7 separate regions of the Homo sapiens genome follow, and all the other regions are linked to region 4. The links are chromatin contacts, found by Hi-C or POLR2A ChIA-PET in ENCODE. All regions are on one chromosome and are shown on one strand. Each heading gives the region's core, a stretch centred on a gene start or an enhancer-like site at or near the end of the contact. The rest is flanking DNA. Distances are from core to core; before and after follow the strand shown.

What was found. Hi-C counts contacts between places; a loop is a spot of excess contacts on that map. ChIA-PET counts read pairs that join two places held with the same protein, here RNA polymerase II (POLR2A). Pooled maps may share reads with other maps.
Region 1: a loop to region 4 is called in a map of naive thymus-derived CD4-positive, alpha-beta T cell, with 12 times the contacts of the local background. The contact joins the promoter of YWHAG here to the promoter of GTF2I in region 4. A Hi-C loop is called at or near these places in 2 of 168 maps with a recorded cell type or tissue (both naive thymus-derived CD4-positive, alpha-beta T cell), 1 of 37 single-sample maps with no recorded cell type and 10 of 50 pooled maps. POLR2A ChIA-PET finds 5 or more read pairs at or near these places in 2 of 52 experiments (A549 and naive thymus-derived CD8-positive, alpha-beta T cell).
Region 2: a loop to region 4 is called in a pooled map, with 6 times the contacts of the local background. The contact joins the promoter of FPASL here to the promoter of GTF2I in region 4. A Hi-C loop is called at or near these places in 8 of 50 pooled maps. POLR2A ChIA-PET finds 5 or more read pairs at or near these places in 3 of 52 experiments (CD4-positive, alpha-beta memory T cell, OCI-LY7 and activated naive CD8-positive, alpha-beta T cell).
Region 3: a map of CD8-positive, alpha-beta T cell shows a loop between it and region 4 (14-fold over the local background). The contact joins the promoter of BCL7B here to the promoter of GTF2I in region 4. A Hi-C loop is called at or near these places in 1 of 168 maps with a recorded cell type or tissue (CD8-positive, alpha-beta T cell), 1 of 37 single-sample maps with no recorded cell type and 7 of 50 pooled maps. POLR2A ChIA-PET finds 5 or more read pairs at or near these places in 2 of 52 experiments (BJ and CD8-positive, alpha-beta memory T cell).
Region 5: a loop to region 4 is called in a pooled map, with 9 times the contacts of the local background. The contact joins the promoter of BAZ1B here to the promoter of GTF2I in region 4. A Hi-C loop is called at or near these places in 4 of 37 single-sample maps with no recorded cell type and 11 of 50 pooled maps. POLR2A ChIA-PET finds 5 or more read pairs at or near these places in 2 of 52 experiments (GM12878 and H1).
Region 6: a loop to region 4 is called in a pooled map, with 2.5 times the contacts of the local background. The contact joins the enhancer-like site here to the promoter of GTF2I in region 4. A Hi-C loop is called at or near these places in 8 of 50 pooled maps. POLR2A ChIA-PET finds 5 or more read pairs at or near these places in 2 of 52 experiments (CD4-positive, alpha-beta memory T cell and OCI-LY7).
Region 7: a loop to region 4 is called in a map of naive thymus-derived CD4-positive, alpha-beta T cell, with 18 times the contacts of the local background. The contact joins the promoter of RHBDD2 here to the promoter of GTF2I in region 4. A Hi-C loop is called at or near these places in 1 of 168 maps with a recorded cell type or tissue (naive thymus-derived CD4-positive, alpha-beta T cell) and 7 of 50 pooled maps. POLR2A ChIA-PET finds 5 or more read pairs at or near these places in 2 of 52 experiments (T-cell and activated naive CD8-positive, alpha-beta T cell).

Annotation. Positions count from the first base shown.
Region 1 is chr7:76,356,447-76,360,338 of GRCh38, reverse strand. It overlaps YWHAG (tyrosine 3-monooxygenase/tryptophan 5-monooxygenase activation protein gamma), which reads left to right and starts at 1,348. Exons shown (of 2, transcript NM_012479.4): 1 at 1,348-1,617. The coding sequence starts at 1,531. RefSeq lists silencers at 1,014-1,423, 1,744-1,943, 2,027-2,217 and an enhancer at 1,273-1,919.
Region 2 is chr7:76,316,982-76,320,942 of GRCh38, reverse strand. It overlaps FPASL (fibroblast proliferation associated lncRNA), which reads right to left and starts at 2,696. Exons shown (of 2, transcript NR_186616.1): 1 at 496-2,696. RefSeq lists enhancers at 1,833-2,829, 3,178-3,357, 2,830-3,826 and a silencer at 2,658-2,897.
Region 3 is chr7:73,555,523-73,559,525 of GRCh38, reverse strand. It overlaps BCL7B (BAF chromatin remodeling complex subunit BCL7B), which reads left to right and starts at 1,836. Exons shown (of 6, transcript NM_001707.4): 1 at 1,836-2,039. The coding sequence starts at 1,948. RefSeq lists silencers at 1,561-1,800, 1,851-1,960, 1,981-2,030, 2,051-2,500.
Region 4 is chr7:74,656,379-74,659,813 of GRCh38, reverse strand. GTF2I (general transcription factor IIi) reads right to left here and starts at 2,096. Exons shown (of 35, transcript NM_032999.4): 1 at 1,746-2,096. RefSeq lists enhancers at 1-166, 2,117-2,166, 2,187-2,306 and silencers at 937-1,456, 1,527-1,816, 1,837-2,016, 2,387-2,546.
Region 5 is chr7:73,519,712-73,523,675 of GRCh38, reverse strand. BAZ1B (bromodomain adjacent to zinc finger domain 1B) reads left to right here and starts at 1,383. Exons shown (of 20, transcript NM_032408.4): 1 at 1,383-1,849. The coding sequence starts at 1,743. RefSeq lists silencers at 770-909, 1,260-2,139 and an enhancer at 1,040-1,199.
Region 6 is chr7:76,292,557-76,296,012 of GRCh38, reverse strand. No RefSeq gene overlaps it. Among named protein-coding and RNA genes, the nearest start is that of HSPB1, 8.4 kb to the left of the region's middle. RefSeq lists an enhancer at 1,220-1,359. Within about 2 kb of position 1,617, at least 33 of the 41 ENCODE cell types and tissues checked have a DNase peak (open chromatin) inside an H3K27ac peak, as active enhancers do.
Region 7 is chr7:75,877,708-75,881,189 of GRCh38, reverse strand. RHBDD2 (rhomboid domain containing 2) reads right to left here and starts at 2,156. Exons shown (of 4, transcript NM_001040456.3): 1 at 1,930-2,156. The coding sequence starts at 2,107. RefSeq lists silencers at 1,776-1,955, 2,056-2,305 and an enhancer at 1,852-2,460.

The DNA of each region.
Region 1 (3,892 bases), core at 99-2,598, 1.7 Mb before region 4:
ACATATCTCACCTATTTTCTTGGGCAGGGATTTTTGTCTGTTTTGTTCACTACTGTACCTCGTGGCTTAGAATAGGGCTTGGAACACAGTAGCTTCTCATAGATAATTGTTGAATACATAAAGTAAATAAAATGTGCAGTCAAAACTATCAGGCCTGCAGGCATGGTGGCTCACATCTGTAATCCCAGCACCTTGGGAGGCCGAGGCGTGAGGATCGCTTGAGCCCAGGAGTTCGAGACCAGCATGGGCAACAAAGCTAGACCCCCGTCTCTACAAAAAAGCAAAACAAAGCAAAAAAACCCATGCTATCTGCAAGCTATGTGGAATAATATGAACGAGAATATATCAGCGTGACCTCAGTAGGTATGTATGTCTTAGGAGGGGAGAGAAGGGCTGGACAACCAAGCCCTAGACGCAGCCCAGTTAGATGTGGAGTAGGCTCCTGGTAGCTGAACTCAATCTTTAGCACTCCACCCTGGAGAGGAAGAAGGGGTTCTCCAGGGTCAGCCAGCAGACAGCTGCATCCTTTCTGGAAATCAACCACTGTGGCCAGCCGGTATTTGTCGTTCGTCCATGTTTTCACCTATTCAGGCCCAAGAGCCTCAAGGTGGGGTGGGGGGTTTAATGGAAGCTCGTAGGGGGTGGAGGTGACAGTCCCCAGGGTCTGGCCCCTTAATTCGGCCATCCCGCGGGCAGGCACCACACTGAGAGTCTGGATCTACAATGGACGCGCCTCCTGTCCTTCCCCCACCACGACCTGCTACGTGATCTCGGAAACAGGGTCTAGGACTGAGGCCCCTGCCCCCTCCTCTCGTAATTTCCCGGAGAATATGGGGCGGGGCGGTGAATCAGCACTCGCAGGGACTGATGCAGCCCTGATCCCCGCCAGGGGTCCCCAGCGGCCTCGGGATTCGAAGCACCCCCCCCCGTCCTCCTGCGCCTGCGCGCTATGTCCGCTGGGAGTTGTAGTCTTGACCGCCCCTTTGTCCTTGGTCTCCTCAGCGCCTCAGTGCACTGCAGGTTACACTACAACTCCCAGGGGCCCATGCGTCCGAGGGCTGGCGGGGCGGGAGGCTCAAGGGGGAGGCGTAAGGGGGCGACTGGAGAAGCTGGGGTGAGGGAACTGGGGAGTGAAGTGAAAAAAGGGGAGAGTGGGGGCGCAGTGGGAAAGGACGGGGTGCCCGGAAGACGCGCAGTGAGCCCAGCTGGGGAGCGGGGAGTTCTAGCCGCGGCCGGGCTCGGGCGGGGCATGGGCGGGGCTTGCGGACGGGTGGGCGGGGCCTGCCTTCGTCATGCGGCGTGGGCGGGGCCGCAGGGGGTTGTCCGTCAGTGGCACGCACAGCAGCCGCAGCCGCCTCGCGCCCGGTCCCGCGGTCGCAGCTCCAGCCGCCTCCTCCGCGCAGCCGCCGCCTCAGCTGCTCGCTCTGTGGGTCGGTCCTCTCCGGCACTTGGGCTCCAGTCGCGCCCTCCAAGCCCTTCAGGCCGCCCCAGTGTCCTCCTCCTTCTCCGGCCAGACCCAGCCCCGCGAAGATGGTGGACCGCGAGCAACTGGTGCAGAAAGCCCGGCTGGCCGAGCAGGCGGAGCGCTACGACGACATGGCCGCGGCCATGAAGAACGTGAGTGTCTCCTCCCCTCCCCCGCCGCTCCCTGCCCCTCCGAAGACGCGGTCCTTGGCGTGGAAGGCCCGGGGCTTCGTCGCCCTGTCGCGATGGCGGGTTGACCGCCCCGTCTCGCTCACTGAGGGGGGCTGGGGAGGGTCCCGAGAGGCGACGGGAACCCGGGCTGTGACGCGGCCTCTTTTCGGAGTCCCCGTGGCCCCGCGGCGCTGCCATTCAGGCCCGGCGCGGGCGCGGGCCGGGGCGAGGTCCCGCGGGGCTGGACTTGGGAGCGGGGTCTCCGGCCCCCGCGGCTCTAGGGGTGCAGGGGACCCGAGCGGGGAGGCGTGCGCATCCTTTGTGCCCCACTTCCCCCCTCCTCCTAGCCTGGGCGTGGGGGCGGGGGACCGCATGGATGCGGTTCCTCTTTCTCTCCCTGGTGTCTGGGCGGCGCCTTTCCCATTCACTCAGCAGGTCTCCCGGTTTTCCACCTCCCCAGCCCCCCCAGAATCTTCCCCACTGTCTGTCCCGACACATCCCTGAGAATCTTCCCAGAAACATTGTATAGGGTCTCTTGAAAACCTGAGCTCCGTGGTGCAAAATCGAAACCACCTTGCTCACGTTTTTCTTAACAAAAGGCTCTTCTTTCTCCATTCGCCCAAAGCAAGTCCTCCGGCTTTTAGGAAGGGAGAACGTTTGTCTCGCTAGCGTTTTCATTGATCATTCTCAACATGTCATCTCCATTTTATTCCCTAATGTTTTTGTATTGAAAAGGGTAGGTATTGCCTGTAAAATTAAAAGGTGGTGAATGTAGCTGACTGGTTCGATTCGTGTGACATATGCCGTTTCTTTTTTGAATACAGGCACGCGTCTGTTGAAATTCCTATAAGTTGGGGGAAAAAATATTCTGTCTGATCTGATAGTGCAAACAAAGCCGTGGTGAGAGGCAGTATCAAGTCATTCCAGAAGATTCTGCATTTGTCATATTGCAGAGAGCCTAGACTGGGTGGAGGCTGGGAGGAGTTATTTTAAAGGGGAAAAAGTCTTTTTAAAAATTTTTGGTTGTTAGATGCATCTGAGGCTTTTTTTTGTTTAAGCGAGTACATCTTCATGCTGATGAAAAGAGAATACCGATCGCCAGTTGTCGCATTTTGTCTGGGTTGCAGATTCATCCCTGTATTGCACCATTTTGTCAGTAACACCACATTTATCTAATGGGCTGTCAACCAGTTTGATATTAGAGGAGGGGGAAGTATTGAGCATTATGAAATGAAAGGTAGAAAATTAATCTAATGATTTCGGGCCCCCACTATCTTAATATTTAATTTCCTGCCTTATGTAACAAAGATTTTCAAATTCATCTCCATTGTGAAGTGGATGCTGGAGTGTACCTTGCGTGTTACATCTTTTAAATGAAGCATTATTGATATTACAGATCAATTCTTGAATAAATTTACTGGTTCTCAAAAGAGGACAATGCTGATACCTTTATATTTAAAGCAGCTATGTTAACAAAGAAAGGTTTTTGTCTTATTGAAGAGAACTGATTCTGAAATTCGGAATACTGCTGTGGCCACAGTTGCTGTCTTACAAGGTTTTAATGCTTAAATGATGTAAGTTGCACTTCTAATAGGTATCAGTATTGGAAATATCTTCAGTTCGTGTTATTTAGACTCTTATAATTTTTCCATATTTCTTTTCCATATTTCTAGTTCCACAGGAAAGCGAGTGACCTCGCACCTATATCCATAGCAACCAAGTGATGTCACACACAATGACACAGAGGCTGCAATGCACCTAAGGGCTGGTAGGGAGTGTGCAAATGGCATTTATCCAAGGTAATGCAGAAATTAGCCGATAAGCCAGGTGGAATCGAGCACTTCATATTCCACTAGATGAGAATTAGTCCAAAAAATAAGGATATCATTTACCCTTAGACATGCAAATCTGTGACCTCTAGCTAGGCCTTGTTCACCCTATTGCTAGCTTTCTCACAAAAGTTTATAAGATGCTTTTTTATATTTTTAAACATTCATCTCATTTATTTAAAATACTGGGCAATGATGGAATAAAAGTAGAAATTTTAAACGATAATTTATGGAATAAAAGAAATTTTAAACAAGAATATAGTTTATGACACTAGTGCACAGATGGGATGTATACTTGTGTTTATTGCAGATAATTAATTTGGCAGGTTTTAATAAAAACCTTAAAAAAATGATGACTTCCTACTGAGTCATTTTCAGTTACTAGTAGGGAATGAAAACCCGTTCCAAAACCTTTTAAGTTGAGATTT
Region 2 (3,961 bases), core at 1,447-3,946, 1.7 Mb before region 4:
CATGAGCCACCACGCCTGGGCCTGATAATGGCTTGAGACCAGGCTACTTGACAGTCTCAAGGCCCCACGTTCTGGGTTTGTCCAGTTGTCTGTGCCTATGTCATTTAGCTTGTTTCCTGCCCTTGTTGGGGTACTTTTTTTGTCTTAAGAACTTTGCTTTCTCCTCCATTTAACCTTCTCACTGGTTCACTCTGTGTTTTTTTTTTTTTGTTTTTTTTTTGAGATGGAGTCTCGCTGTGTCACCCAGGCTGGAGTGCAGTGGTGCGATCTTGGCTCTCGGCAAGCTCCGCCTCCTGGGTTCACACCATTCTCCTGCCTCAGCCTCCCAAGTAGCTGGGACTACAGGCACCCACCACCACGCTCGGCTAATTTTTTGTATTTTTAGTAGAGACGGGATTGCACCATGTTAGCCAGGATGGTCTCGATCTCCTGACCTTGTGATCCACCCACCTCGGCCTCCCAAAGTGCTGGGATTACAGGCGTGAGCCACCACGCCCGGCTACTCTGTGCTCTTAAGCAACTACCAGCAGCAGAGCCTGTTACCTAAGCGGACAAGGCCAAAGCCACTGCTCTGAAAGGCCAGAGGGATTGGCCACTACCCATGGGGACCATCTTGTTTTCTGACTGGAGTCTTCTGGGCTCGGGGATTTGCCTCCTCAATCCTCTCCTGCCTCCCCTGGATGGGAAAAGTACAGTATTAGGTGGTTTAATAAGCACTGGCTTTGACTCACATCCTCACTTGGCCCACTGGGTCCTGGTGGTCTGCAGCTGTTCTGCCCCTATGCCTGGGGGAGGTGGGGAGACAGCACAGCCCACCTTATTCACTAGAGTTAACTCAGGAACCAGAAGCATGCCTGAGACACTTCTTTCATACTGGATCTACACTAGGGGAATCACAATCTTGGTGTTAAATTAGTTCTTCCCACTGTGGTCGGCAAATTACCCTACCACTCATTGGCTTGTAGGAGCTGAGAAGATAAATGAAAGCCTTTTTTTTTTTTGAGACGGAGTCTCGCACTATTGCCCGGGGTTGGAGTGCAATGGCGTGATACCAGCTCACTGCAACCTCCGCCTCCTGGGTTCACGTTGATTCTCCTGCCTCAGCCTCCCGAGTAGCTGGGATTACAGGCATCCACCACCATGCCTGGCTAATTTTTTTGTATTTTTAGTAGAAACAGGGTTTCACTATGTTGGCCAGGCTGGTCTTGAACTCCTGACCTCGTGATCCGCCCGCCTTGGCCTCCCAAAGTGCTGGGATTACCAGGCATAAGCCACCGTGCCTGGCCACAAGAAAGCCTCTTTTTACTCACTTAACCTGAAGCCAGATTTTAGAGATGAGGTTTCATTGGTTGTCAGTTTTTTTGTTTTGTTTTGAGACAGGATCTCGCTCTGTTGACCAGGCTGGAGTGCAGTGGTGCAGTCATAGCTCACTGCAGCCTCCACCTGCTGGACTCAAAGCAATCCTGTTTCAGCGTCCCAAGTAGCTGGGCTATCTGGCCTGGCTAATTTTTAAATTCTTTTTGTAGAGACTGGGTTTTACTATACTATGTTGCCCAGGCTGGTCTTGAACGCCTGGGCTTAAGCGATCCTCCTGCCTCGGTCTCCCAAAGTGTTGGGATTACAGGTGTGAGCCACCATGCCCAGCTGGGTTATGTTCTTTAAAGCCAGATAGCAAACTCACTTTTTATTCCATTAGGTTTATCAAAGCAGACTGCCTTCCAAGAGACGGTATTTTTTAGTGTTAAGTTGACAAGGGGTTTTGCCTGCTAAGTTTGCCGAGTAAATCCTCGGACAAGGATTGTGGGTAGTGGGCAGACCAAGAGTGAGAAATATTCTCTTGCCCTAAATCAGGAGACTACATTAGAAACAGACAAGATAGACTCAGGAAATAAAGGCTAAAAGGTATGAAGGACAAGGCAGCTTGTAGCTGACTGCAAGCATTGTGGGGTGAGTCTTTTTTTCATGTAATCTCCCTAAATACCGTCCAAGTCTCCAAGGTCAAACAGATGCCACCTCCCGCTGCTGGGGCGGGGCCACATTGAGTAATAATCATTGCTCCCCGTGGTATGTTAGCACTTCGATTTCTTTCGCCTAGTGGCGACAGAGCCAAAATGAAACTGAGTAAGTACAAAACAGCAAAATAGCATTGGCCGCATCCCTCAGGGCCTCACGCACGCACCAGCCACAGCTGGTCTGGCCGCCCTGCCCCATTCCTTGAGCCACAAAATGCTGCAGTGATGCTGGTTTGCAAAGCCCCAGAGCTAGGTCGGGGGATTCAGCATCCCTCCCGGCCCAGGTCTGGGCCCCCTCCCTACCCCAACCTGGGGGCTCTTGCAGTAGGTCCCCTGCCGACCCTTCCCGGCTCTGAAGCTGGCTTTCCCGGGGATCGCCTCTTCCAGACCCCGGACTCCAACAGCGTCCTCGAGCCCAGCCACCCCCGCCTCCAACCCACCTGGGAGCTCCATCCTCGGCCCTATCTCTGAGCACCTCCCCTCCCCAAACGCCCAGACCCCCGGCCAAGGAAGCCTTTTGCTGCCTGCCGTCTCCCCGAGGGGCCTCCTTTGCATTGGCGAGCCGTTCGTCCCTGGCCCCGGCGTGCACTGGCGCGCCTCTGTCCCCCGGGTTCCTCGACGTAAGACAGGTTTCTAGGACGGTGCAGAGGCCAGGGCGCCCGGACTACGCGGAAGCCCGGATGTGGGCCGGGCGGGACCACGGCTGTGTATGTAGCCCCGCCCCGGGGGCGGCCGCCTTCCCCTCGGGCATGGCAAGAGCCAATCACAGGCCAGCGTGTCCCCGCTCCGCCAATGGTCGGACTGTTGCTAGGGCCTGGGTCCCTGCCCCGAAATCGGCCCGCTTAGCGGCCCCGGGGCTTCATTTGTTGCAGATCCCGCCCTCCAGCCACTGGGGAGCTTTTATCTCCCAACTTCACCCGCTTCTCTCTCCTCCGTCTTCCGCCTCCACCTTTGTTACGTGCTTGGGAGGATGGAGCCTTGGGCTCGTGGTGGGCCCTTGGTCCCACGCCTGCCCTTCAGTTTCTCCATCTGAATAATGACGTGATCTCTCGTGTCCCGGCCCGTACTGGTTGGCTATCCTTTCTTACCTACACATCTCTGCTTCTGAAAACAGCCCTGGGAGGTCTGCGTTGTTCCCAGATTGCAGAAGAGGAAACTCCTGGCCCCCGATGCACACAACAGCTGGGCGGTTTCTGGTGGCTACCTGGGTCTGACGGGTTCCATCACTTTACACGCGGGAGCCATGGTGCAACAGTGAGGGAGGGGGCAGATCTGGTGTCCTGGCGACACTGAGGCCAGGTCCTGCCTCTCTTTGGTATCCCAGGCCCTCCACAGCTAGGTCCCAACCTGCCTGTCCAACCTCCGCTGCCCTCATGCCCCAGGTGTTACAGCCCCATCAGCCTCCTGTGCGCCCTTCAAGGTCCTCTGCTCCAATACCCTTCCCTCCCACGGTCCTGATGATGATAACTGAATCGAACAGTGGCTGCCAGCCAGGGCCAGGGCCCTCCCCCATCATCAGTCCTGAAAGATGTCAGAAATGGAATAAAGACACCCAGTCTCCCCGCTTCCCATCTCCTGACATAGAGTTGTATAATCCCAGGCCGAGAGGGAGTTGAGTTGCCCAAGTCACTATCAAGGCTGGATTTAGGAATTAAAAATCAGCTCCAGTGAGGTTGCTGACTGTTTAGAAAGGTGGGATTTCTGTCGCTCAGCAATGTCTATTTTCTTTTTCTTTCTTTTTTAGAGACAAGGTGTCACTCTGTTGCCCAGGCTGTACTGGAGTGCAGTGGTGCAATCATAGCTCACTGGAGCCTCCAAATCCTGGGCTCTGAGTAGCTGAGACTATAGGTGTGCACCACCATACCCAGCTGATTTCTAAATTTTTTTTGTAGAAACAGTCTCACTGTGGTGCCCAGACTGGTCTCGAGTACCTGACCTCAAGCCTCAGC
Region 3 (4,003 bases), core at 587-3,086, 1.1 Mb after region 4:
GGCCTCCCAAAGTGCTGGGATTACAGGCGTGAGCCACCATGCTCCGCCTAGGCTAGCATTTATCAAATAGCATTTTAAATATGCTTTGGGAAGCTGGACCCAGTGACTCACGTCTGCAATCCCAGCACTGTGGGAGGCCGAGGAAGGAGGATCAATTGAGTCCAGGTGTTCAAGACCAACCTGGGCAACATAGGAAGACCCTGTCTCTACCAAAAAAAAAAAAAAAAAAATGTCAGCGAGGCATGGTGGCCCTCGCCTGTGGTCTCAGCTACACAGGAGGCTGAGGCAGAAGGATCACTTGAGCAAGGCCCTGTACCAAAAAATAAGTAAAAGTAAAAAATAAATATTTTTTTTTCGTCTGAATGTTCTACTAAACTGGAAGCTCAGCCAGTCACAGTGGCTCATGCCTGTAATCCCAGCACTTTGTGAGGATCCCTTGAGACCAGGAGTTCAAGACCAGCCTGGACAACATAGTGAGATCCCCTCTCCACATGAATAAATAAACTGGGCCGGGTGCGGTGGCTCACGCCTGTAATCCCAGTACTTTGGGAGGCCGAGGCAGGTGGATCACGAGGTCAGGAGTTCAAGACCAGCCTGACCAACATGGTGAAACCCCATCTCCACTAAAAATAAAAAAATTAGCTGGGTGTGATGGCGGACGACTATAATCCCAGCTACTCGGAAGGCTGAGACAGAAAATTGCTTGAACCCGGGAGGCGGAGATTGTAGTGAGCCGAGATCACACCACTGTACTCCAGCCTGGGCAAAAGAGCGAGACTCCGTCTCAAAAAAAAAAAGGCCAGGCGTGGTGGCTCACGCCTGTAATCCCAGCACTTTGAGAGGCCAAGGCGGGCAGATCACGAGGTCAGGAGTTCCAGACCAGCCTGACCAACATGATAAAACCCCGTCTCTACTAAAATTACAAAAATTAGCTGGGCGTGGTGGCACCCGCCTGTAATCCCAGCTACTCAGGAGGCTGAGGCAGAAGAACCGCTTGAACCCGGGAGGCGGAGGTTGCAGTGAGCGGAGATCACACCACTGCACTCCAGCCTGAGTCACAGAGCGAGACTCCGTCTCAATAAATAAACAAACTGGAAGCTCTTTGAAACCAAAACCACGTATGTCTTCAGCTTTAGGTACAGAGTCTTGCACAAAATAGACATCTTTTTATTTATTTACTTTAGAGACGGGGTCTCGTTTAGACATGGGGTCTCCATATGTTGCCCAGGCTGGAGTGCAGTGGCTATTCACAGGTGCGATCATATCATAGCTGACGGCAGCCTCAAATTCCTGGGGTCAAGTGATCCTCCCGCTTCAGCCTCCCAAATACTTGGGACTACTAGATACTCGAGAAAAGGCAAGAATGTGGTCTGAATGCTGGGAAAGCAGTTCATCTGGTAAAGAGAGGAGGGGATTCCAGGTGAGGAACAGGTGTGTGCAAAGACCGGAAGCCATCCTTAAGAAAGGCGTGGTTGGAGCACAGCGTAGGAGCCAGAGGGCAAAGGTGCTGGGCAGGAGAGGCGGGAGGACAGAGATGGCGCAGGAGTGCGGTTCCACAGGGTCAGGTTCCTAACACGCTGGCCAGAGCAGGGAGCCGACCTCCAAACTCTCAGGGAAGAGAACCAGGTTGCCCACCGGCGGCACCTCGCACCTCGCCCTGACCACAAGCACGTGCGCCCAACCCGCCTCGCACCCCGGCCCGGGTAGGGGGCTCAGGGGACTCCCGGGGCACTCAGGAGGGACGCCCCGGGCGGGGCGCGCAGGCGCGCTGAGGCCGTGAGCCCCAAGGGGCGGGCGGGTGCGCGCGCTTTCTCGCGCACGCGCGCACGGAGGGGGCGACGGCCGCTGTGACGCTGCGGCGGCGGCGGGCGGGCGGCGGCGCGTGAGGCGCGCGATCCCCGGTGTCTTGGGAGCAGTGCCCCGGCCCCCGCCGCTCCCGCCGCCGCCATGTCGGGCCGGTCGGTCCGGGCGGAGACCCGCAGCCGGGCCAAGGACGACATCAAGAAGGTGATGGCGGCCATCGAGAAAGTGCGGAAATGGTGAGGGGCCGGAGCTTAGGGGGCTGGCGGGGGTCGCGGATCCAGGCCCTGAGGAGCGTGGGACTGGCGGGTCAGGTGGGAGCCGACCGGCCGGCGCTGGGGGAGGGGGGTGCGGGAGAAGGCGGGAGGAGGGCGCCGCTGGCGTCGGCGTGAGGTCAGAGGGCGCGCCGGCCGCGGCCAATCAGCGGTCCTCCCGGCTCGCGGGCCCGCCCACCTGCTGCGGCTGCTGCCGCGCGCCGCCTGGGAGGGGATTCCGGCTTCCGGCCCGGACTGGAGCTGCCTGGCGTCGGTGCCCGCGCCCGGCCCAGCCCGGGGCCCGCCCTCCCCTCTTCCTGGGCAGTGGCCCCGCCTGCGTTTCCAGGCTTCCTCTTGATAATAGCGAGTAGCCCTGGAGTGGTGTCAGCCCGCCAGGCTGAGCGCTCTGCGTATTCAGGCGTTGAAGTTGGGTGAGTTTCTGGGTTAGTCCATCTGTCAAGGGAGCAAGCCTGGTGTCATCCAGAGGGATACCCCTCCCTTTCCCCCAGTAACCGGCCCCTGCGCCGCGAGCTTGGTAGGCATTTTCTCTTGCTGCCCCGGCGGCTGTCAGGAGAGTCCTTTGCAAACTATGTACCAGCCTCCCTCTAATTTCCCTGCTTCTGCTCTTGTTCATTCCCCAGTCCGTTCATCATTTGCACTGTGTGATTTTATTTTTCTCACTTCCAAGTAGCAGAGTGGTCTTTTTAAAGTGCACATCCTTACTTGGGAGGCTGTGGTGGGAGGATTGCTGGGACCCAGGAGTTGGAGGCTGCAGTGAGCTATGATCGTGCCACGGCACTCCAGCCTGGGCTACGGAGAGAGACCCCGTGTCTAAAATGTTCATGGAAGATGCCGATTGAGCCCCTGTTTAGTATCCGGAACTCCGATACATACTATATCGGTGTGTATCGGAGTCATCACATTAAACTTTCACAGCCAACTTCGTCAGCTCTTTTGTATAGCCAATTACTACTAATAATTTAAAAACCCAGGTCTGGCTAGGTGAGGTGGCTCAGGCATGTAATCCCAGCACTTTGGGAGGCTGAGGTGGGCGGATCGCTTGAGGCCAGGAGTTTGAGACCAGCCTGGGCAACATAGTGAGACCCCGTCTCTACAGAAAATAAAAGTTCAAGTAGATGTTACCTCCCGCCAGGAAGCTTTCCTTAACTCCTCCCATCCCTTTACCTCCTTTAAGGTCGTTGGTACGTTGGACTTTATTTGTGTGTTTATCTGTCCATTTCCCCACAAGAGGGAAGTTCCTTCTCTTTTTTATGTCTGAGGGCTTCATATATAGTTGGGTTTCAGTATAAATATTAGTTTAACATACTCATGGTTTTCCTCGTCCACCTTTAATCCTCCGAGGTTTTGGTGAAACCTAAGAACAGGTACACCTTTCTCTTCTCCCCATTTTTGACCCCCCCGCCCCTAGCAGGCTAGGCTGAAGGGCCATCCCCTGTCACCTGGAACTCTGTACCAGCCTCCCTGTAAACTCTCTGCTTCTGCTCTTGCTCATTCCCCAGTCTGTTCATTTGCACTGAGTGATTTTATTTTTCTCTCTTCCGAGTAGCGGAGTGACCTTTTTAAAGTGCACAGCCTTATTTGGAAGGCTGTGGTGGGAGGATCGCTGGAGCCCAGGAGTTGAGGCTGCAGTGAACTATGATCATGCCATGGCACTCCAGCCTGGGCAACACAGTGAGACCCCATCTGTAAAAAAATATATAAAATGTGCATCTTATCCTAGCACCCCTAGTAATGCTTCAGTGGTTCCCTTCTTGCTTTTAGGATAAATACTGAAGAAGGCCCTCCTTCCTGCCTCACTTGGCTGGCTCTTTCCCAGGATGCCCGCTGTCTTACCAATGAAGTCACTCTGCTCTTCCTGCCGCCTGGCATTCTTCTTCCTCTCTCCTCTCCTCCCTCTTGCCGAGTTAACTCCTAGCTCAGCTCAAAAG
Region 4 (3,435 bases), core at 847-3,346:
CCCACCACTTTGGGAGGCCTAAACGGGAGGATCACCAGAGTCCAGGAGTTCCCGACCAGCCTAGGCAACACAAGAAGACCCCATCTCTAAAAAAAAATTTTAAATTAGCCAGGCGTGACCCAGGGCGGTGGCTCACGCCTGTAATCCCAGCACTTTGGTGGCAGGCCGAGGCGGGCCGATTGCTTTCAGCTTGATTCAAGAGTTGGAGACCAGCCTGGCCAACATGGTGAAACGCCATCTCTACTAAAAATACAAAAATTAGCCGGGCGTGGTGGGCACGCCTGTAATCCCAGCTACTCAGGAGGCTGAGGCAGGAGAACGGCTTGAACCCGGGAGGCAGAGGTTGCAGTGAGCCGAGATCACACCAGTGCACTTCAGCCTGGGCCACAGAGTGAGACTCCATCTCAAAAAAAAAAAAATTAGCAGGGCATGATGGCATGCGCCTGTAGTCCCAGCCACTGAGGAGGCTGAGGCAGGAGGATCGCTGGAGCCCAGGTGTTGGAGGCTGCAATGTGCTATGATTGTGCCACTCTGCGCTTCAGCCAGGGCAACACAGAGAGACCCTGTTTCTAAAAAAAAAAAAGAAAATTAAGCCGAAAGCGATGGCTCACACCTGTAATCCCAGCACTATGGGGGGCCAAGGTGGGAGGATCGCTTGAGCCTAGGAGTTCAAGACCAGCCTGGGCAACAAAGTGAGAACGCATCTCCACAAATAATTTTTTTTAAAAAAAGGAGGTCAGTAGTCAGCAAGAGCTGCGCATCGCCAAGAGTGGACACTACTCCAACAGCACCCCACCTGTGAACATCCCCAGCCGCAAATCAGCGCAAATCCATAACCTAGGGAGGACAAAATTCGCTACACGAAAAAGCAAAAGCTGGATTAAGAAAAAGTGGAGAAGTCGGGGAGCGGGAAGGAGACAGCTTTTTCCATTTCATTTTCCTTCTTCCTCTGCACTCCCGTCGTCTGGGTGCTGGCTGAACCCAGACGGCTTAATTTTCATGGCCTAAAGCTGAAGTTTTCCTTCCGGTCATTGTGTTTATTTCCCCCAAAGAACAGGCCCCGCGGGGCAGGCGCGCCGGGCCGGCCCGGGACAAAGCCCACTGCGGACTCCACCTGGGAGCGGGGCGGGGCGGGGGACAGCGCTCCCGCTCCCCCGCCCGCCGCAGTTACCAGGCAACGCGCGGCCCCGCCCCCGCGCCGGTTGGCCAATCCCGCGCGTCTGCTGCCCCGGCGCAGGAGCCCCAGATACACCAGGCGAGCGCGACCCCACGACGGCTCGGGCCTGGCACCGCGCGCGCCCCCGCACCGCCTAGCCGGCCAATCAGCGCGGCGGGGCATGCGCAGCCCGCAGGGCCGCTCGCTCGCTCGCGCGCGGGATCGCACGCGCGAGGCGCCCCCCCACCGCACGCCGGTCGGCGCGCGCGCCCCTCCCCCACGCGCACTGAGGCGCGCGCGTGCCACTGTCGTCCCCCGCGACCGCGTCCGTGCCGCCCCACCCCCATCGCCTCGTTTCGGCCACTGCCAAGGCCGGCGGGGCTCGAGACCCGGCGAGGCGGTGGGGGTGGGGGTAGGGGGAGGCGGCACGGGCGCCCCCCAAGGCCCCACACCGCGCGCGGCGGGCCGCGGCTCCCAGGCCCCTGTCCCTGCAGGCCCCGGCGGGGCAAAGTCTCTAATAAAGGCCCCCGCTCGCAATGGCCCCCGAGGCGGGGGCGGGGGGCGCGGGGATGAGGCGAGAGGGACTCACCCGAGTGCGGCCGCCTCCAGGCAGCTCCGGGGCCGGGGGTGCCGAGGGGAGGCGAGTGTGGGCCGCGCGCGGGCTGCGGCCGCCGCGGAGCAGCCTCGGCTGAGGGGAGCTGGCGAGCGGACGGGAGGCGAGAGGGGGCGAGGGGCCCGTGCGTGTCGGTCGCGCTCCTGTCACCGCCGCATGGCCGCCCCGCAGGCAGGGCCTCGCTCAGCGCCTTGATCCGATCACTGGGGGACAGAGGCAGAGGCCGGGGTGACCGCGGCAGGCGGGCGGCCGCGGCTGGAGAGCGCGTGCGGGGAAGCGGGGGGGCGACCGGTGGCCCCTTTTCTCTGCTCTCCCAGCTTCTCTCTCACCCTCCTCCTCCTCCTCCTTTTTTTTTTCTTTTTTTTCTTTTTTTTTTTTTTTTTTTTTTTTTTTGTTCCTCGAAGGCGCGTTGCGCCTGCGCATCCGCAGCGCCGCCCAGCGGGAGTTGTAGTTTCGGATGCGTTCCCCGTCAACGCGGCGGCGGCGGTCGTGGACTACAACTCCCAGGAAGCACCGCGCCGGCTAGCCCCGAACCCGAGGACGAGGCAAGCGCGGCGCCCGGCCCTCTCCAGCAAGGGCTGTCAATGGAGGCGAGGGTGGTGGGAGCGAGAACATGGCTGCACCTGGGGCCTGCGCGGCCGCCCGGGTGGGGGAGGGGAGCCGGGGTGCAGAAACGGAAATCTGGACGGGTGGTGGCTCCGGCGTCGTCCCCACCGAGCGCCAGCCGCCGTCCAAGTCCGCCACTTGCTCTTGCACCCCACATTCCTTGCAAATTGCGAGGCAGGGAAGCTGCAAAAGCCGGGGAGCCCCGGGCTGGGCCGTCGCCCTCCTTGCTCTGCAAAAGGGGAGTCCTTCCGCCTTGCACCACCCTCCAGGACACAAAGAACTCCTCTCTAGTGTTTTCCAAGCTGGCCTCCAAAGAGACCGTTGCCCCCAAGTTCGGACAGGCGAGAGGGGAGGAGACCTTGTGTTTTAATTCCTCCCCCAGACCCTCCGCCTCTATCTCTCCCTCAGGATTTGGAAGGAAACTTGCAAGGGAGTGGGAGCAGAAATCCTGACTCGTAGCTCCTGTTTTGTTCTGTCAACCGCGATGCGATTTAACTCAAACTCCTCCCCCTACCACTATTTTTTGCTTCTCAACTTGAATTAGCCGGTGGGTTTTGAAAATGGAGAGACATTACTGTTCACCTAAGTTAAACTCCAAAACTTTACAACCCCGAGGCCGACGATTTTTAGATGTTTATGTAAAGCACGAGATTGAGTGGTTTTTTGATTCCCGCCCGCCCCCCCACCCAGTACCACCCACTGGGGATTCGGGCCACGACGGCCATCCTCCCCCCACCCGCCGCTTCTCGGTAGGTGGCGACCACGACGCTTTTTCCAGCCTCCAAGCCTTTGTCGCTAGCGAGAAAACTTTCCGAGCAGCCAGTCTTTTGATGTGGGTTCCAAAAACCTTTCCTTTCAATCTGGGTTCTCCGATTGGCATTCCCCATCGTCTCTCTTGCACAGACCGCACCCAATAAAGCCTCCTCTAGAATTTTCATGTTGGATTTTTTTTGAAAAATACATGGAGAGCGTAAAGCTCACCGGAGAAGCAATCTGATTACAGAAGCCTGAATTTTTGCGATTTCCCGGACAATGTCTAGGATCCCTTCGGTCCTTGCCT
Region 5 (3,964 bases), core at 134-2,633, 1.1 Mb after region 4:
AAAAGGTAGATCCAATTCATTCAAATAGTATTCACTAGCACCTACAATGTTCCGAGCCAGGTGCTGAGTATCATGGGAGAAAAAAAAAAAAAGCCAGAGTCACAGCTCTGGCAGGGCGTGGTGGCTCACGCCTGTAATCCCAACACTTTGGGAGGCCGAGGCGGGTGGATCACCTGAGATCAGGAGTCCGAGACCAGCCTGACCAACATGGTGAAACCCCGTCTCTACAAAATACAAAAAATAGCCGGGTGTGGTGGCGCGCACCTGTAGTCCCAGCTACTCGGGAGGCCGAGGCAAGAGAATAGCTTGAACCCGGGAGGGAGAGGTTGCAGTGAGCCGAGACTGCACCACTGCACTCCAGCCTGGGCAACAAGAGTGAAACTCCGTCTCAAAAAAAAAAATAATGATAATTTTGGGAGGCCTAGGCGGTCGGATCACCTGAAGTCGGGAGTTTGAGACCAGCCTGACCAACATGGAGAAGCCCCGTCTCTACTAATAATACAAAATTGGCCGGGCGTGGTGGTGCACGCCAGTAATTCCAGCTACTTGGGAGGCTGAGGCAGGAGAATCTCTTGAACCCGGGAGGCGGAGGTTGCGGTGAGCCGATATCGCGCCATTGCCCTCCAGCCTGGGCGACAGAGCGAGACTCCGTCTCAAAAAAAACAAAAACCAAAAACCAAAAAACTAAGTACGTCTTTTAATCTATTTCTCCAAAGAAGCTTCTATATTCTACTTTCCAGCCAGCCCCTAGAAACAAGCAGTATACTTCTACCCAGATCTCAACCACACTCCCGCCCAGAAGTTAACTCTGGGGTGAGCAAAGCTGGCCCCCACGTTGTCCTTCCGCAGAACCTTTGGTAGGGTAAGCTCCCGGGGCCACTTCCCGCCAACCCCTCCCTGCAGCCCAGCCCCACCCGCGCATCCCCGGGCGTGGCCGAGCACGGCGCCTTTAAGAAGGGGGAGGCGCCCAAGAGGAAAGACAAAGCCCCTGGCCGCGCGCTCACCCTCCCCCTCCGGCGCACCACACGGACAGTGGTGCCCGGATGTCGGTGTCGCCGTCGGTGACAGATGGCGCAGTATCTGTATATGCGAGGGGCTTCTCCGGCTTGACCTCTTTGAGTTCTCGTCCTCTCCATCCCCCGCTGTCCCCCACTTTTAACTCTGCCGTCGGAGGCCCGCACGCCTATCACGGGCGCTTACATAACGTGACCTTTCACCTCTTCAGACTGCCCTCTAGTGCGCTGCAACCCAACTACGCGACAGGGGCAGGGGGGCGGGACCCAGGCGCGGAGCGGCAGCTCCTCCGAGCCAATAGGCTGTGAGCGCTGACCAGCTCTCCGCCTATTGGAGCATTCGCCACCGGCGCCACGGGGGAGCAAGTTAGTGTGTGCGTTGGCCGGGCCCGGGGGAGGAGGGGAATCTCCCGCCATTTTTCAATAATTTCCTCCGGTGCTGCTGAGGAGGAGTCGTGACTGCCGGCCGCCGGGACCCGAAGCGGAGGTCGGCGGGGGGCTGCTGGGAGGCGCGGCGGTGTGCGCGGGAGCTCTGCGCCGTGGCGTTCCGCTCCATGACTGTCGCGCGGCCGCGCCGGCGGTGAGGGAGCCGGAGTTCGCGCCGCCCTCTCACCCCTCCCTTCCCCCACCCCACCCCCGGGCGCCTGGCGCTCGCTCCGGGCCGCGGGGCCTAGTGCTGCGCCGCGGGGCCGGCCCCAGCAGCCGCCAGTCCCCACCGCCGCCGCCGCGATGGCGCCGCTCCTGGGCCGCAAGCCCTTCCCGCTGGTGAAGCCGTTGCCCGGAGAGGAGCCGCTCTTCACCATCCCGCACACTCAGGAGGCCTTCCGCACCCGGGAGTATCCTTTTCCAGCCGCGCGGGCCGGGCTGGGCCGGGCTGGGCCGGGGTAGGGCCTGGGGCTCGCGAGACCAGGTCAGCCGCGCATCCCCGGCCCGGGGCAGCTGTCAGCGCGCCCCGGCCGCTCGCGGGCCTGGAGGCTGAGTCTCAGCCTGCGCCCGCCGATCCTTCCAGGGGATCCGGCGGGGGGCGCGCACCGGCCCTGGAAGGAGAAGGGCCCGCTTCGGCCGCCCCCGGGGCCCCGCACTTTGTCCCGGGGCCTCGCCGGCGAGGAGCGCATCCCCCATCCCCATTACCTTCCCCGGGTTGGCTTTAGGCCTTGAGGACCCGAGAGGGAGGAGGAGGCGTGGGGAGGGGGAGCTAGGTTTTCTCCTTTAATTTTTACAAAAATTTTTTAAAAATTTAAATGAAACCTGCAGCTTAAGTTTTGAAATTGTACTCGCGCGGCCTCGTGATGCGGCGTGTGCAAGACTCAACTGCGTCTTACCCCGATCTCTGCGGGGATACTTGGCGTTTTTTTCGTCTCCCGAGGGGACTTTAGGCCGGGGATGAACTGACAGGACCCTGGGGCAGAAAACTAGGAATGAGATTCCCCGCTTAGAGGAAAGGGAGGGAAGGAAACTGCCTGTGGAGGAGCTGATGCCTGCCTTCCCTGGGCAGACACAGGTTTGAAATTTTGAAGGTTTAGAAGGAGATTGGTATTTGTTAAAATTAAACAAACAAAAAAACCAAGACGTGAAGTTTTTATGTTGTATTTTAGGAACATGAAATTGGATGTTTTACAAAGGAAGCATCCTCTCGTCATGACTAAGATTTCTTGCATAAGCATTATCTTTTAGTGAAAAGTTGTGCAGCTTTTATTTGCTTTTTTTTAATGGGTGCCAGAAGAATCGTTTTTGAGGCTTATCTGTAAAAAAAACAAAAACGATTTCGGAATCAAGCATTTCTTTGGTGACTGAAAGCTTTAAGAGTGAAGGCTAATGTGTTATGAGTTTTCTCAGCCCCTTCTGTTCGGAAGGACTTCATTTCTCAGTTTCTTGCTTGCTTCTGTATAGGAGGAAGTGTCTCTCAGAGTTATTTCATTTCTCCCTGATCCTCACTTTAACGCAGTACTTTAGAGGATAATCTCATTCTTGTTGGAGTGCAATTTGTGAGTGTCCCTTTGTGGGGAGTATACACACAAAGGGGCCTGGAAAATCAGTCCATGCTGGAGGAAGGCTCTTGGAGAAATAGAGCTGTAGCATCTTGGAGCTGAAGTGGATCTTGGAGGTGGTCGGGTCCTCGGGCTTGGTTTGCTGAGTTGGCCCAGAGAGTGGAGGTTGACTTGTTGAAGGTCAAATGATGAAAGAGGAGTAGAATCCACCGCTCTTCCTACCTCATCCCTGTAAGTCAATCAACAGAAGAAGGTGGAATGTTACTCCTTCACTTTCAATTAATTTAAATATTACCTCACTTTTTTGTCATTATGGTATAAGGTAAGGCACTTTAAAGTGGAGGGGTGGTGATCTGGTTTTTTTCTTGTCCTGTGAAGACTTGGAATGTTCTGGAGAAGTTCCACTAGCTCTACCAAATACTGCATTATACCGAAGTACCCCACTTTTTTTTTTTTTTTTTTTTGAGACGGAGTTTCCCTCTTGTTAACCCAGGTGGCAGTGCAGTGGCACGATCTGGGCTCACTGCCATCTCCGCCTCCAGGGTTCAAGTGATTCTCCTGCCTCAGCCTCCTGAGTAGCTAGGATTACAGGCGCGTGCCACCACGCCCGGCTAACTTTTTGTGTTTTTAGTAGAGATGGGGTTTTACCATGTTGGCCAGGCTGGTCTCAAACTCCTGACCTCAGGTGATCCGCCCATCTCGGCCTCCCAAAGTACTGGGATTAACAGGCGTGAGCCACCGCGCCTGGCCAGTACCCTACTTTTTAATACATTCGAATCGGCAGTGGAGTAGCAACTTGTGAGAATCCGACATATACTTTTCCAATGTCATTAATGTTTTGAGCCGTTGATGGATGCTCACACACTTTCAGATGATACTTTCTCAGGTCTGGTTCTAGCAGAGTATAAGAAACATGCCATAGAGAAGAGACAATTTCTAAGTATATTTCAGGTACTGAGCTAT
Region 6 (3,456 bases), core at 368-2,867, 1.6 Mb before region 4:
GTGGGACTGCAGGCACATGCCACCACACCCAGCCAATTTTACAATTTTTTGTAGAGAGGGGGTCTCACTATGTTACTCAGGCTGGTCTTGAACATCTGGCCTCAAGCAATCCTCCTTAGTCTCCTGACTACCTGGGCTTACAGGCATGAGCCAAGGCATCCAGCTAGGAGTCCCATTTATTGAGATGAGAAAACTGAGGGTCAGAATGGCCCCAGGGTCACAAAGCTGGTAAGGGTCTCAGACCTCCCTATTCTCCATCCAGCAAGGGGGAGACTTCCCAGACAGTTCAGAGAGGGCTGTGGGCTTCCAGGGCACAGGGGCAGGAGTGCATGTCTTCCAGCCTAACCGGGTGCCTTTTTTCTAGGAGGCTGCACTCTGCCCTCCCCACTGGGCAACCGAGCTGGGCAAGGGGGCCAGGGCTGGGTGGCGGCTCCCACATGCCCCCCTGCCCAGCTGTTCTCTGTCAGTCTGTGGCTGGCTCCAGCATCCAGAGCACTGAGATGCCAGGGGTGGTTTTTCTGGGATAGAGAAGAAAATGCAGGCTGGGCGCAGTGGCTCACGCCTGTAATCCCAGTACTTTGGGAGGCCGAGACGGGTGGATCATGAAGTCAGGAGTTCGAGGCCAGCGTGACCAACAGGGTGAAACCCCGTCTTTACTAAAAATACAAAAATTAGCCAGGCGTGGTGGCATGTGCCTGTAATCCCAGCTACTCAGGAGGCTGAGGCAGGAGAATCACTTGAACCCAGGAGGTGGAGGTTGCAGTGAGCCAAGATCGTGCCACTGCACTCCAGCCTGGGCAACAGAGCAAGACTCTGTCTCAAAAAAAAAAAAAAAAAAAAAAAAAAAAAAGGAAAATTCTAGCCCCAGGGATTTCCCAGAAGCCACCGTGGAGTGGGGTTGGGGGAGGGTGAGAGGGCAGGTCATGGCCCTTCCCCTTCTTCATTGCCCACTGCAAGGTCCAGGGAGTCCTTCATTGGACGGTCCCTCCCCTCATCTCTAGCCCCCAAATGTGGGGTGCTCAGCAGCAGCCCCAAGACTAACCCCCTTCCTTTCCCTGCGCCCAAGGCCTTGACCATGCTGGCCACGCCCTCTGCAGGCCTCTGCCAACTGCGGCTGAACCAGCCCCGCCTTCACTGGCCCCGCCTCAGAGAAAGTGCCAGAGTCTCCAGGCAGCTGCCCGAGCTCCCTGGAGAGGCCTGACAGCTGATGGATGACGCCAGCCCCCGGGCCTGCTGGGAATTGAAAATATGGACGACAGTAATCAGAGCGCCGGGGGTGGGGTAGAGGGGACGCTGGGTCTTTCTGGAAACGTCTAGACACTGTCTCTCTGGGAGTCCGCTTCTAAAAACCCACCTCCAGCCTGCCCCACTCCCTGGACCTCTGGTTTCTGGCTGGACTGGGAGGGGGCCATGCCACCCCCATCACCACTGAAGCGGGGGCCACAGAGGGACCAGGTGGGAGGGCTGGGGATCTGTCCTCCCGCCCCTCCCGCTCTGGCTGTCTAGCTCTGGAGTCTGGGGACCTGGATGTCTTTGACTGCAGCCTTGGCCAAGGGCCGGCATCCGTGACTCATTTTCTTGATCTGTACAATGAAACCATTGGACTGGATGTTCTAAGTCTCCTTCCAGGGCCGTGAATCAACAGTTTCTCCTCCATTCTTCCCCTCCCCTCCAGGTCCCCTGCATTACCCACTCCACAGCCTAAATGCTGCAGGACAGGGCTGTGCACATGGGAAGGGGTGACAAAGATCCCCCGTTTGACCAAACTTTACTCAGACTCTGGAACCTCCTAAGCCCCTCTGCATAAATCCAGTCTTCCCCACCCCCCCGCCGACAGAGTCTCGCTCTGTTGCCCAGGCTGGAGTGCAATGGCGCAATCTCAGCTCACTGCAACCTCTGACTCCTGGGTTCAAGCGATTCTCCTGCCTCACTTAGCCTCCCGAGTAGCTGGGATTACAGGCATGAGCCACCATGCCTGGCTAAGTTTGTATTTTTAGTAGAGATGGGGGTTCACCATGTTGGTCAGGCTGGTCTTGAACTCCTGACCTCAGGTGATCCACCCGCCTTGGCCTCCCAATGTGCTGGGATTACAGGCGTGAGCCACTGCGCCCTGTTCGTAAATCCAGTTTTTGCAAGAAACCTGTTTAGCAAGAGCCGCTCACCCTTGAGATCTGATCACCCTCCAATCAGGTTCCTCATCCTCTACCATCTCCCAGGTGGTGTCTGATCTCCCTGGCTGGCCTTCAGCTAGAATCCTGCTAGGTCAGTTGAGCCAGAACCCCCCAGTATTTCCTCTTAGTAATTTTCCATCCACTCACGCCACCCTGCTCCTGGGCCATAAATTCTCCCTTGCCCGTGCTCTCTTCAGAGTTGAGCCCAATCTCTCTTCCTCCACTGCACAATCCCATTGCAGTCTTGCCTAGATATCTCTTGTGATGATCCTGAATAAAATGTTCCTGCTCGTGCTTTAACGAGTATCATAGAATCATTTTTTAAACAGTGGAGGTAGGAGTGAGGGGAGGACAGGAGACACTCACCAGGCCTGAGATGGGAACGTTCCCTCCCTGTTGGCCAGCTAAGCCTGGATATGACCTGCGCTGCTTTAAATCAGAGTGAGATGGAGAAAAGGGGTGAATGAGGCAGGAGTCCTCCTTAAGCCTGCGGGAGAGTGGGATTCCTATCCCGAGATAGATTTAGATTTCCCCCTTAAGAGAGCCCTAGAAAGTGGGTAGGTGGAGGGGGAGGTAGGAGACCCCCAGGCATCTGGGTCTCTAAGATGCCTCCTTGGGTAGGTGGAGGGGGAGGTAGGAGACCCCCAGGCATCTGGGTCTCTAAGATGCCTCCTTGGGTGAGTGGAGGGGGGCCTGGAGGCCAGCAGGTGCCTGGTGATGGGGCCAGTTTGCTGAGTATTCCCTCAACTGAGAGAGGAAGGCAGGAGGCCCGGGGTCTTCTAGAACGTCTCAAAAAAAGGCAGGCAGGCCGCACGAGGTGGCTCATGCCTGTAATCCCAGCGCTTTGGGAGGCTGAGGCAGGTGGATTGCTTGAGGCCAGGAGTTTGAGACCAGCCTGGCCAACATGGTGAAACCCTGTTCCTACTAAAAATACAAAAATTAGGCCAGGCGCAGTGGCTCACGCCTGTAATCCCAGCACTTTGGGAGGCTGAGGTGGGCAGATCACCTGAGGTCAGGGGTTCGAGACCAGCCTGGCCAACATGGTGAAATCCCATCTCTACTAAAAATACAAAAATTAGCCAGGTGTGGTGGTGCACACCTGTAATCTCAGCTACTCAGGAGACTGAGGCAGGAGAGTCACTTTAACCCGGGAGGTGGAGGTTGCAGTGAGCCGAGATCGTGCCATTGCACTCCAGCCTGGCGACAAGAGTGAAACTCCATCTCAAAAGAAAAAAAAAAACCTACAAAAATTAGCCGGGCATGGTGGTGCAAACCCAAAGTCCCA
Region 7 (3,482 bases), core at 907-3,406, 1.2 Mb before region 4:
CTTTTTTTAAATTTTTATTTGTAGAGACAAAGTCTTGCTACGTTGCCCAGGCTAGCCTTGAACTCCTGGCCTCCAGTGATCCTCCTGCCTTGAATTCCCAAAGTGCTGAAACTACACATACGAACCATCATTCCTGGCCTTTTATTTTTCTAAAAGCAGTTATCGCCAGGCATGGTGGCTCACACCTGTAATCCCAGCATTTTGGGAGGCTTAGGTGGAAGGATCACTTGAGCCCAGGAGTTCAAGACCAGCCTAGGTAACATAGTGAGACCCCCGTCTTTAAAAAAAATTTAAAAATTAGTCAGGTGTGATGATGTGTACTTGTAGTCCCAGCTACTTGGGAGGCTGAGGCAGGAGGCTCGCTTGATTCCAGGAGTTGAACGCTGCAGTGAGCTATGATTGCATCTCTGCACTCCAGCCTGGGTAAGACGAAGACCCTATCTCTAAAAAAATTTTAGAAGTGGTTATCTCTTAAGTATTTTTATGTCCCTGCATGCCCAAATACGACTAAACTCAAGGAGAGAGACCAAAGAACTGATGGTAATATTGGACTTGGGAGTCTAAAGACTTGGAGTGGAATCTTGGCTCTATTACATCCAGGCTGGCTGAGTTTAATCATGTCACAGGTCCTCTAGGCGTCAGTTTCCTCACTGTAAAGTAACAAGAGTTAGATTGAGGACTTCAAAGGTCCCTTACGTCTCTAACGCTCACATATCCACGAAACCCACACCCAGGGAAGCAGTGAACCCCAGAAAGTGGGAGGTTAAGGTTAGGTTGGCATTTTGCTTCTGTCTGTGAGGTGGTGCTATGTATACCTAGGGTGGGGGGAACAGTTTTAGATTGGAGTGGGGAAGCAGGCTATGGAACCATATACCTCAGTCTGGCCATCACCAGAGGCTTCATTATCTGAAGAGTACTTCATTATTTGTTGAGTATTTCCAAAACTGAAATTCCAAGTATAAACATGAAAAGATTCTAGAAGCAACTGTACATGATTTGGAGATTATCTACCCGAAGGCTCTAGTTCCAAAACATCACAGAATAAAAAAAAAAATATAGATTCCTATCTCAATTGCATGACGCAACAGCTCTGCGATTCTCTGCATGAAACCTCAATCTTATCTAGATAACGGGCCAATAACAGGTCCTACGTCATGGGATCCTTGTGAGGGTTAAACGAAATTAATACATATCAGTGTGTGTGCTTTGCAAAACAGCAGGAGATATGCAAATTTCCTGTGTTCCTCTCGAGAAAATGAGGAAGACACGGAGACTAGGAATGTCTTTCAGGAATGGATGTTTATACTTAATTGGTCTGCAAAATTTCTCTCCCCTAGAGAAAAACAAACACTTCTCTCCAAAGGCAGAAGACACCCTGGTACCCCCATGAGCTGGGAATGGCAGTCAAGATTAAGATACAGATGAAAAAGCAGAAGAAATTCCAAATCTCAAGAGGGCAGGACGTTTATAGGGCTTATAGGGGTTTGTGGATAAAGTCCAATTGTCGTGATGTAGGTGAGAGAAAAACGTTTTTCAGTGGGGCTTAGGCCTAAAGCAGACGTAGGTGTGTATGTGAAATGGGAGGGGGAGACGAAAAATCTTTACCCTTGGAGAGCGAGCATGGATTTGCTAGCGAATGGATTTGGGGCCTTAACCAGTCTGGTGGCGACAGGGAAGGGAACAAATTCGGGTAGGGAAGGGATTACAGTGATGACGAAGATGGGGTCTGCAGACAAAGGTGTGGAACACGGAGAGCAAGAGACGGTGCTGGAGGTCGGTCCTCCGGGGGGCGGGCATGGTGATGAGGACCGAGACAGGGGGAGACTGGCGGTGAGGCCTGAAGGGGCGAGTCCCGGAGGCTAGAGCCCAGGAACCGGCAAAGTCGGAGGACAAGGACTCGCCCCGCGATCCCGGCCCGCCCCTGCTCACCTTGCCAGTTGCGAAGGGCCTCGGACTTCAGCGTGAGGCCCGAGGGCGCCAGGGGCTGCTGCAGCAGGAACAGGCGAGGCCCGGAAACCAGCAGCGAGAGCAGCGCAGTGAAGAAGGTGGCGGATGGCACCTCGGGACACAAGCACCAGCTGCGACACCCGGGCCCCGAGGCCGCCATGGCCGCCGTCGTTCCCGCGCCCCGCCTCGACGCCGGCTGCCGGTCCTCTGCTCCTTCCGCCTCCTCGCGGCAGTTTCCCTTGGCAACAGCAGAGGAGCCGGCCGGAGGCCACGCCTCCCAGAGGCCCCGCCCCATGCCAAGTTGTCCAATCCGGTAGCGCCGATCAGCCCCCCCCCCCCCCCCCCCCGTGCGTGGGAGGCCGGGACGGGGGGAGGGGGGTCGGGGCCACTTCCGGGTAGGAATGTTCCAGCACCGTGTTTGATTCCATCCTACTCGGGCTGGTACTGAAACTGCTCCTATAAACTTTAGGAAATTAATCAGGGAAGAAGGGAGGGGGAAAAACGAAAATAAACGAAGCTTGCAGCACACTCTGCGTTCATCACTAGGTCACCTTGCTCTCCGACCTGCTTGCTCATAGCTCTGTGTATCAGCTATGATAGGTGCCCATCGTCTGTCCTAGAATCACGTAGACCCTGTCACAAGATTACAATTCCCCTTAACTCCATAGATAACAACTTGAACATTATGAAACGTTTTCCCTTGGAGATATTCTTTCAGGTCCCGCATACCAGCATAATTACTGACACCAGTTGTTCTGAAGGAGCCCACAGAAGCAAGACTCAATGGGGACTGCAGTTTCCATATCCTGAGGATTTCAACCCCCTTACCCTGACCAGTCGATGACCCCAATTTTCCAGCCCCTCACCCTTCACAATGCCCTTTAAAATCCCAGCCCGGAACTCCTTGGGGAAGATGGATTTGTTGGTCTCCCTGCGTCTCCTCCTAGGCACCCTGCCATCTTTAAACCCTTTTTCTGCTGATAACCCTGCTTCCTCAGTGTAACTGGTCTGTTATTGCACAGCGGGCCTAGGCACCTGTTGGTCCTGTAATAATACCTCATGATTATTATGCCTTACAGCTCACAGAACTCTTTCATATCACGATCTTCCCATCTGTATTCATCCCTATTACACCAAAGAGGAAACAGGACTAGGGAGGGCCCTGGGTAATTCAGTTACATGGCAAAGACAGAATTAGAACTCAGTTCCTCCTGCTATGGCCCGGAATTGGCCTCCAGTACAGCCAGGGGCAGCTTTATCTTCATATTGAAGAAAAGGGGCAGGAGGCTGGGCACGGTGGCTCACGCCTGCAATCCCAGCACTTTGGGAGGCCGAGGCGGGCGGATCACGAGGTCAAGAATTAGAGACCAGCCTGGCCAACATGGTGAAACCCCGTCTCTAATAAAACTACAAAAATTAACCCGGCATGGTGGCGCGTGCCTGTAATCCCAGCTACTCCGGAGGCTGAGGCAGGAGAATCGCTTGAACCCAGGAGGCGGAGGTTGCAGCAAGCCGAGATCGCACCACTGCGCTCC